Linked DNA regions of Mus musculus: all the other regions are linked to region 3. Evidence: chromatin contacts called from ENCODE POLR2A ChIA-PET data. All regions are on one chromosome and are shown on one strand. Each heading gives the region's core, a stretch centred on a gene start or an enhancer-like site at or near the end of the contact. The rest is flanking DNA. Distances are from core to core; before and after follow the strand shown. Region 1 holds the start of Pbxip1 (pre B cell leukemia transcription factor interacting protein 1). Region 2 holds the start of Pmvk (phosphomevalonate kinase). Region 3 holds the start of Adam15 (a disintegrin and metallopeptidase domain 15 (metargidin)).

Region 1 (2,700 bases), core at 75-2,574, 87 kb after region 3:
GTTCCCTTGCGTCCAGAGTTTTTATTTCAGACATTTATTTGGGGTGCCCAAGGAGGTGACAGGTGAAGATACTTTGGGCTGACCTGAGGATCTGAGTTCAATCTCTGAAACCCATGGGTGGAAGGAGAGAACTGACATGGCAGCTTGCCCTCTGCCCTGTGTCCCACGGCTGGTATGTATCCTCACACACAAGTAAGGTGGGGTTTTTGTTTGTTTGTTTGGTTGGTTGGTTTTAAATATGAGTTTTCAGGCTGGATGGCTCACCAGTTAAGAACTCCTGTTTTTTTCCAGAGGACTCAGGTTCAAGTCCCAGCACCCACGTGGCAGCTCACAACCATCTGTAACTCTAGAATGCTACAGCCATGCTGGCAAAACACCCATCCACATAAAAATTTGAAATTTCTTAAATGCTTCCCCTTCCATTTTACAGATGACAGACAGCGCTCCACTGCTGGGTCACATCCAGCCCTGACTTTAATTTGTGGATGCTTTTCTGCCTCGGTTCTTCCATTGTTTTTGTTTGAGTTTTTTTTTTTTTTTTTTTTTTTGCTTTTGTTTTAGTTTGGTTTTGGTTTGGGATTTGTTTAGTAGCCCAGGCTGGACTTCAACATCCACTTCTTCAGTCTTTCCAGTGGTGGGATTATAGCACCTCCCTCCATTAATTTTTTAAAAATTTATTATCTTGTGTCTGTATGATCTCTTGAGGTGCAAACATGTGCACACGTGGAGGTTTTACCCAGCTAAGACATCCCACAGGGTGTGCGTGTGCATGTGTAGCAGGATCTCACTATGTAGCCCTCACTGGCCTGGAACTCACTATATATAGATTTGGCTGATATCAAACTCAAGAGATCCACCTGCACACCTGCCTCTGTCTCCCAGGAGCTGGCACCACCATGCTTGGCCGTCTTCCATATCCAAAGTAGTGGCATCCTTAGTCTGCATTGGGGCGGATAAGAGTGGTGAGAGGGCTATTTCTAAACCCACAACTTGCACTGGACCCCATCCCCCATCCTACAGCTGTCTCTGTCTATCCTGGGACCAACATGGCACCTGGTCCTTGCCCCCTCATCAGACAGCACCTTTCAGTTTTAGGTCTTCCTACTAGACACTAGACACTGAGAAAAGAGGGGAGGTCTCCCAAATTTACTTTGCTGGAGACCAAATTGCCCACCAAAAAAGATAAACCAAGGGAGAGAGGTACTGCGTAGACCTTCTCTCCCCTGCCTGGGCGTTCAAGTCCAGCTTTTCATTGGTCAAAAGTTCCCCCTCACCCCCCCCCCCCGCGGGGAAGTCGACTTTTCACTGGTCAAACACTAGCCACGTGACTCCCCTCTTGTCTTCCTGGGCTGGGAGGTTGCAACAAGTTAAGCTGAAGACTGAAGCGAGGAGCTGGGTCAGGTAAAGGAGTCCTTGCCGGGAAGGGGCGTTACAGACTCCCACTTTATCCCCAGATAACAAAAGAGGGCAAAGCTGTATAAAAGGAGTGGGCAGCCCCGGCGTCCACATACTGCCCAACACAGGACCGAAGGGCGGGGAAGGAGGGAGACAGATGATTCCGAAGCAGGAACTCAGGCAAGTTTTTGTGGTCCCAGGTCCTTCCCTTTAAAGGTCAGACAGAGAAGGAAGTTAGAGACAATCAAGGGCATATCAAACCAGACTTCCCAGTTTTGTGCAGACTGGGAACACTCTCTTTTTTAGAAACAGCAGAAGTTTTTGTGAAATCCTGCCTGAGTGAAAAGGGGAGAGAGAGTAGTGGGTGGGTTTTCTTCTTAGAGGTCAAAGACTGCCCTAAAATCACAGCTGGGAAGGGTGGCAGCTAAGTGGGCTCTGGATTGCTTAGACAGGCTTCCTAATAAGGTATTAATGTGCCGATGTGCCGGCCTGGGAAAGCGGGGATGCTTTTTGGTATCAAGGGTTGGGACCCCGAGTGCAGGGGTTCTAGGAAGACTTCTGCTTCAGTTTTAGGTTTGTCTTGTTGACCTAAATACCATACCATTGCCGATTTCCATGGAGACGATGGGTCTGACATCACCCTGGTTGCCATGGTGCTGAGTTCTGGAGGACCTGAGCAGGCTGTAAACAGCCAGGGATAAACAGGGACCTCTGCTCTAGCTGCTGTGGCCACTTCCTTCCTGCTGCCACCTGTTAACAGTCACACACAGCAACTGGGGATGGCAGGACAGTGGAGGGACTGAGAGCCAAAAGCTGAAGGAAGATGGCTGTGTGGGTGTCACTAGAAGAAGGGGGTGGGGAGTTCGGGGTTTTTTGGGGACTTGGTATAGGGAAGTCATTGCAATTGTTTTGTCCCTGTGTGGGATGGGTATCAGTGTCTAGGAGACATGAGCATTGTGGAAGACACCACTAGATGTCCTTTACCTATCTTGGGCCTGAATCTTGCCCAACAGGAGCCACAGGATTTTTTTTTTTTTTAATGATTTATTTATTTAATGTAAGTACACTGTAGCTGTCTTCAGACACACCAGAAGAGGGAGTCAGATCTCGTTAGGGATGGTTGTGAGCCACCATGTGGTTGGTGGGATTTGAACTCAGGACCTTCGGAAGAGTAGTCTGGTGCTCTTACCTGCTGAGCCATTTCACCAGCCCCAGAGCCACAGGGTTTTTTAAGGCAATCATGCAGGACTTAAACCCAGTGGGAGTAGTTGGGGAGCATTTGGCTGGTACAGTCAAATTTCACAT
Region 2 (2,700 bases), core at 132-2,631, 110 kb after region 3:
GGAGGCCACAAGTGACTTCACCCTATATAGGCTTCGTTGGCCTGGTGAGAGCCAGCTTTCGGTGGGACCCAGAGAAATATTTATTGCACAGAGGTGGGACAATGTGCTGACTTACAAACTGTGAAATCACAGTGCTTAAAACAAACAGTCTGCTGTGAGTGGATACTTTAAAGTTTACAAAGTATTTTGTTGTACAGTTCTGCTTTCCTCTGTTTACCAAGCCTCTCACTTCCTTCTCTTTATTTTATTTTATTTTATTTTATTTTATTTTATGGCCCAGGCTGGCCTGGAATTTGTCTGCTTCCATTTCCAGTGCTGGCTGGCACTTGCCACTAAACCTAGTTTATTCAGTGCTGGCCCTCAAACCTAGGCTTAGGCAGAGGCTCTATCAACAGACAGACATCCTCAGTTCTGGCGATCCTCCCCGGTCCACTCTTTCTGTACCTGACCACTCCTGTTCTTTATTTTAAAATGATTTATGTGTTTTGCCCGTATGTCTGTGTACCTCGTGCATGCAGTTCCCACAGAGGCTAAGGGAGGGCTTTAGGTCCTCTGGAACTGCAGTTCCAGCTGGTTATGAGCGGCTAGGTGGGTGTTCAGCAAGGGCAGCCAGTGCTCTTAGCTGCGGAGTCATCTCTTCGCCGAAGCCTCTTTCGAATACGCAAAGAAATGATTTTCCTAAGAGTTTCTTTACGTTTCACTTTGGTTTTCACAAGACTTTGCAGTCTTATACACTGGAGGCAGTCATAGGCTGCAGGCTTTATTTTGATAAGCTTAGAAAAATGTAGGACAGCAATTTATATCTACAGATAACAGTAAGTAGGTGTCAGAACACTCTTAGTTTTGCCTCTCAACTTCTGGCTGGATGTTGGTCTCCGGAGGAAATTGGGTAATCTTGTTCAGAGTGGCGTCAAAACTCCTTAACCTAAGTTACTAATGTCACCAATGTTCTTTTTCGAGATTCTGAAAAGCTTTGGAGAGGAGTATGCGGCTAAAGAAAAGATCACTTAGTTCCAGCTGGAGGCTTCAGCAGTTACAAAACCTTTTCAACAGTGAAATAGCATACTGTTCATTAAACCCCTCCCTCGCTATGACGTCAAGAAACACACCCTATCATGTCATTGTCTGGTTACTTCTTTGGAAAGAGCTATTTTTAGTGCGGGGCAAACACATATTTGCTTTAGAGCATGAGTTATAACGTACAAATTAAAAGGCAGATTTGAAAATGCCTTCAACATTACTATTTTTCTTTATCTTTATGTTTGGCCGGTTGTGTAGAAGGGAACTTGAGGCTAGTCTTTCCAGCGTCACTCTCGGCTCACCTTGTCAGCCGAGAAGGCGGGGCCATGACGTCACATCTGGGCGGGCGTGGACTGTTCTAAGTGCGTGCTGCGCAGGGGGGGGAGGGCGGGGGGGGGCGGGAAAGGTACTTAGATACTAGGCTGCAAGGCTCTTTCCCTTCCAGTTTCTACGCCCATTCTCTGCGCGCTGGTTTCGATGTGGGCTGTGTAGTGTGGAGAAGGAGTGGGATCCCTCCTCCTTTTTGCTTCTACTGAGCGGGTCCACTTCGTGCTTGGCTGCATTTCAGGGGTCCGAAGTGTCAGCTTTAGGCCTGGTGAAGCTTGGTGGCACCATGGCCCCGCTCGGAGCCTCCCCGCGTCTGGTGCTGCTGTTTAGCGGGAAGAGAAAATCCGGGAAGGACTTCGTGACCGAGAGGCTGAAGAGCAGGTGTCCGCGGGTGCAGGGAAACCGAGGAAGGGCGCTACCGCAAGTGATGGAGGGCTTTATGGAGGGAGCTCGTGGAGGGCAAGGAGGGACAGGATGACAGGGCAGGGGAAGGCAGACCCTCACGGTCAGTAAAACAGCAGCCTGCACAAATCTCCCTCAAAGAACTAGGGGACTGCCACTGCAGATCTATGAAGATGTAGCTCTGCCTTCAAGAAACATGAATTACTACTATTACTATGCTGGCACCTTCAACGTGCCATTCCTGTTTGATGATTGTGGTCTGAGGTAACTGGCCTAGATAAGGAGACTAACAAGACTGTAAAGGTTTTTTTTCAAGACCACGTCCTGAGTGTGTCTGCTGCAAAGAGAATCTGCCCAGAACACCCTGCAATGGCAGGAATTTATGGAATATTCTATGCCAGGTGTTGTGCGTCTATATCATCTCATTTAACCTATTTAGCTTCTTTACCAAATAGTGGTATTAGCAATCCCATGTCACAGATGCAGAAGCAGGGGCCCTTAGGAGCTAAAACCTGGTGTGTGTGTGTGTGTCTCTGTGTGTGTGTGTCTGTGTGTGTGTGTGTCTGTGTGTGTGTCTCTGTGTGTGTGTGTCTCTGTGTGTGTGTGTGTGTGTGTGTGTGGTCCAGCAGCAGGGAGAGCTCATACATGTAGGAGTTCAAGGCCAGAGTGGACAACATGGTGAATTTTTAGTATTAAAATTTTTAAATTTGCTAGGGTTATAAAGTAGCAAACTCAGGATTTAAATTCAGCTTGGCCTGCCTGGAGACACCGTTCACTCACTCTGCCCTGCCTGGAAACACCATTCACTCATTCTGTCCTTCCTTTCTAGATATTTATTTTCAAAGATGTGTTTATGTGATGGGTGTGGGTTTGTGCCTTGGTGTGTGCGAGTGTTCTTGGAAGCCAGAAGAGGGCAGGTGATCCCCAGAACTGGAGTTACAGATGGTTGTG
Region 3 (2,700 bases), core at 100-2,599:
GCTGGAATCACTAGTGTCCTCAGACCCACCGACCCTCAGCACAGAAGGCTATATCAGTGACTTAAGCGGTCCTGCAGTGTGTGCCAGGATTTAAAGGAGGATATGGGAAGGAGGGGTTTTTTTTTCCCCAACTTACGGATTTCACCCATAAGTCCCCAAAGTTCAGAGTATCCAGCTTGCAGCTCCTCCTTGCCTTCCCTTTGGCCAATCCCAAGATTTTCACGGGGGCCCTCCCTTGTTCCCATCCCTTCCCAATCACACTCCCCACCCAATCAGGAATGCCCTTTCTTAGGTCTAAGAGAAGTCTGTGGCCTAGTGCCCACTTGCCCTTCCTTTTCCCTCACAGTAGAGATGCCTGCCGGGAACACCCATCTTTGGGTGAGCAGTGCAAACACTCTGACCTCCCTAAACAGCCTTGATGCCCAGTCAGGCGCACCCGTTCCCAACAGCCTCCGCTTCCTCCGCCAGCACCCCCCAACAATGGCCCTCTCCTCTCCGGACACTCCACCCCCGCCTACCCTCTCGGCCCCCAGCCCAAGACAGCAGCGGGAAGTGAAAGTTCCAAGGAGGAGTTGGTGTCCCAGTCTCTTTCCTGGCGAAAGCTCCCTCCCCTGGCTCCTCCGGGCCCCTCCCGCTCCGCCAGGCTTCTGGTGGCAACCGCACCCGAGTGAGCGGTGCTGGCCGCCCAGGTCTGGAATGAACGGCTGAAAATAATCCTTTTCACTAAAACCCCACTAGCTAGTCCGGGCACTTCATTGAGTAGAACTGTCAGCTAGGCACTAGAGAGACGAAGACGTCAGTCCTAAGGAGTGACTCTTTCCATGATCTGAGCGCCCCACCCCCACCCCCCGCGCACGCTCTTCAGTGCCTGAGACTCAAAAGTGTCTGCAGGGATAACTCGGGACTTCAGGACAGAGGACGCCATCCTCCCTCCTCCTCTTCCTCCTCCTCCTCCTCCCCATCCTCCTCTTCCTTTCGTTCTCCAAATTACCTGGCCCTAGGCTTTGGTCCGCAGATCACGCAGGCTGCCCTCTGGTTAGGCTCCGGCAGACCCCAACACCCCATTGCCTCCGGGTTTCCTTGTACCTCTTTCCAAATCATCCCCTCGACCCACTGTCCTGGGAACTCACCTATATTTGGCAGCGGCGGGGAGGGCCGAGGGCTGCCCGCGCCCAGGAGTCCCAGAGCCCAGAGCAGCGCCAGCCGCATGGCCGCGGAGCTCCGGGCTGGACTGGGGCAGCAGGTGCGGGGCTACGCGTGGAGGAGCAGCCACGGCCCCGCCGGACACCAGCTCGGTGCAGCGCAGCAACTAGGCCCCGCCCCGCCCCGTCTGAGGCTCCGCCCCGCCCCGTCTGAGGCTCCGCCCCTGCCGCTCAGCGCAGCCTCTTTCCGGCAGCTACCGGGATGGGTTTGGACACCACAAGACTCGCGCCTTCCCTCCATCCTGCCTCCCGTCTGTAGCCCGGCTTCGTGGAGATTGTGCGGGCCAGTTCTTCCGGCTCACCCAATCCCGGATGCCTGCGAAGCACCAGCCGCAGGAGCGTGCATCACACTTTATTAAGCAAGAAGGCGGGCAGCATCCCTTCAATCGCCATACACAGCGTCGTCGTTGCTGTCGCTGTGGGCGGATGACGAGAGCTCTTCGCGGGGCGTGCACACCGGGCAGAGCCGTTGCATGTCGTCCCAGCACGACCGGCAGTACAGGGCCTTGCAGTCTGGTGTGGGGCACACGTAGGAATCCGGCGTCTCCATTGCCTGGCACACCACACAGCGCTGACGCATGAAGCGGTGCAGGAGAGGGCACCGGCGATACAGAGCCTCCACCAGGTAGTGGGGCTGTTGGAAGATGAGGTGGATTGGTTAATGCCAAGTGGGCTGAGCAGAAAGGGTTGTCAGGGGCACTGGGCAGCTCTTAATGTATGAAGTCCCAAGGCCTGACAATGCTATATTGGAGGAAGCTGGGGTAGACAAGAAGAGCCCTCGAGGGCGATATTGAGATAAATCGAAAGAGTCTTCTTCTCCATGATGGGCTGCGGAGCCTGGCGTGCCCAAACTTACTCCCAAGGATGACCCACAACAATTCTGTACACCTGTGGAGCGGCTTAATTTGGTACTTAGGCTTAGAAGGGAGGAGGGCACAATTTACACCTTACTGGGCTGGAGAGATGGTTCCGTGGTTAAGAACCCTGACTGCTCTTCCAGAGGACCCAGGTTTGAATCCCAGCACCCACATAGCTAACAACTGCCTGTCACTTGAGTTCCAGGGAACTGGATGATCTTCTGGCCTCCCTGGACACCAGCCACCCATGAGGACACAGACATATGCATAGGCAAAACACCCATACACATTAAATAAGTGCAAATTTTAATTAAGTCTTTTTTAAAAAATCTCTCCGGGTGGTGGTGGTGCACACCTTTAATCCCAGTACTTGGGAGGCAGAGGCAGGTGGATTTCTGAGTTTGAGGCCAGCCTGGTCTACAGAGTGAGTTCCAGGACAGCCAGGGCTACACAGAGAAACCCTGTCTCGAAAAACAAACAAACAAACAAAAAACTCAACCCCCCCCCAAAAAAAATCTCAGAAAGATGGTGTAACTTTCCTAAGTCAGATCTGAGTCAAACCTGGCAGGAACCAAGTCCCAAGCTTTGTGGCCATTCCACAGTCTCACTTTCCGAATACCCTCTTCATACAGTTGCCAGGA

The links. ChIA-PET counts read pairs that join two places held with the same protein, here RNA polymerase II (POLR2A).
Region 1: POLR2A ChIA-PET joins it to region 3 with 23 read pairs in Patski. The contact joins the promoter of Pbxip1 here to the promoter of Adam15 in region 3. POLR2A ChIA-PET finds 5 or more read pairs at or near these places in 4 of 5 experiments (Patski and embryonic stem cell).
Region 2: POLR2A ChIA-PET joins it to region 3 with 22 read pairs in Patski. The contact joins the promoter of Pmvk here to the promoter of Adam15 in region 3. POLR2A ChIA-PET finds 5 or more read pairs at or near these places in 3 of 5 experiments (Patski and embryonic stem cell).

Annotation. Positions count from the first base shown.
Region 1 is chr3:89,435,380-89,438,079 of GRCm38, forward strand. Pbxip1 (pre B cell leukemia transcription factor interacting protein 1) reads left to right here and starts at 1,325. Exons shown (of 11, transcript NM_146131.2): 1 at 1,325-1,401.
Region 2 is chr3:89,457,737-89,460,436 of GRCm38, forward strand. Pmvk (phosphomevalonate kinase) reads left to right here and starts at 1,382. Exons shown (of 5, transcript NM_026784.3): 1 at 1,382-1,728. The coding sequence starts at 1,634.
Region 3 is chr3:89,348,679-89,351,378 of GRCm38, forward strand. Adam15 (a disintegrin and metallopeptidase domain 15 (metargidin)) reads right to left here and starts at 1,350. Exons shown (of 23, transcript NM_001037722.3): 1 at 1,131-1,350. The coding sequence starts at 1,209. Dcst1 (DC-STAMP domain containing 1) reads right to left here. Exons shown (of 16, transcript NM_029974.2): 16 at 1,541-1,836. The coding sequence ends at 1,585. It also overlaps a transcript of Dcst2 not described here.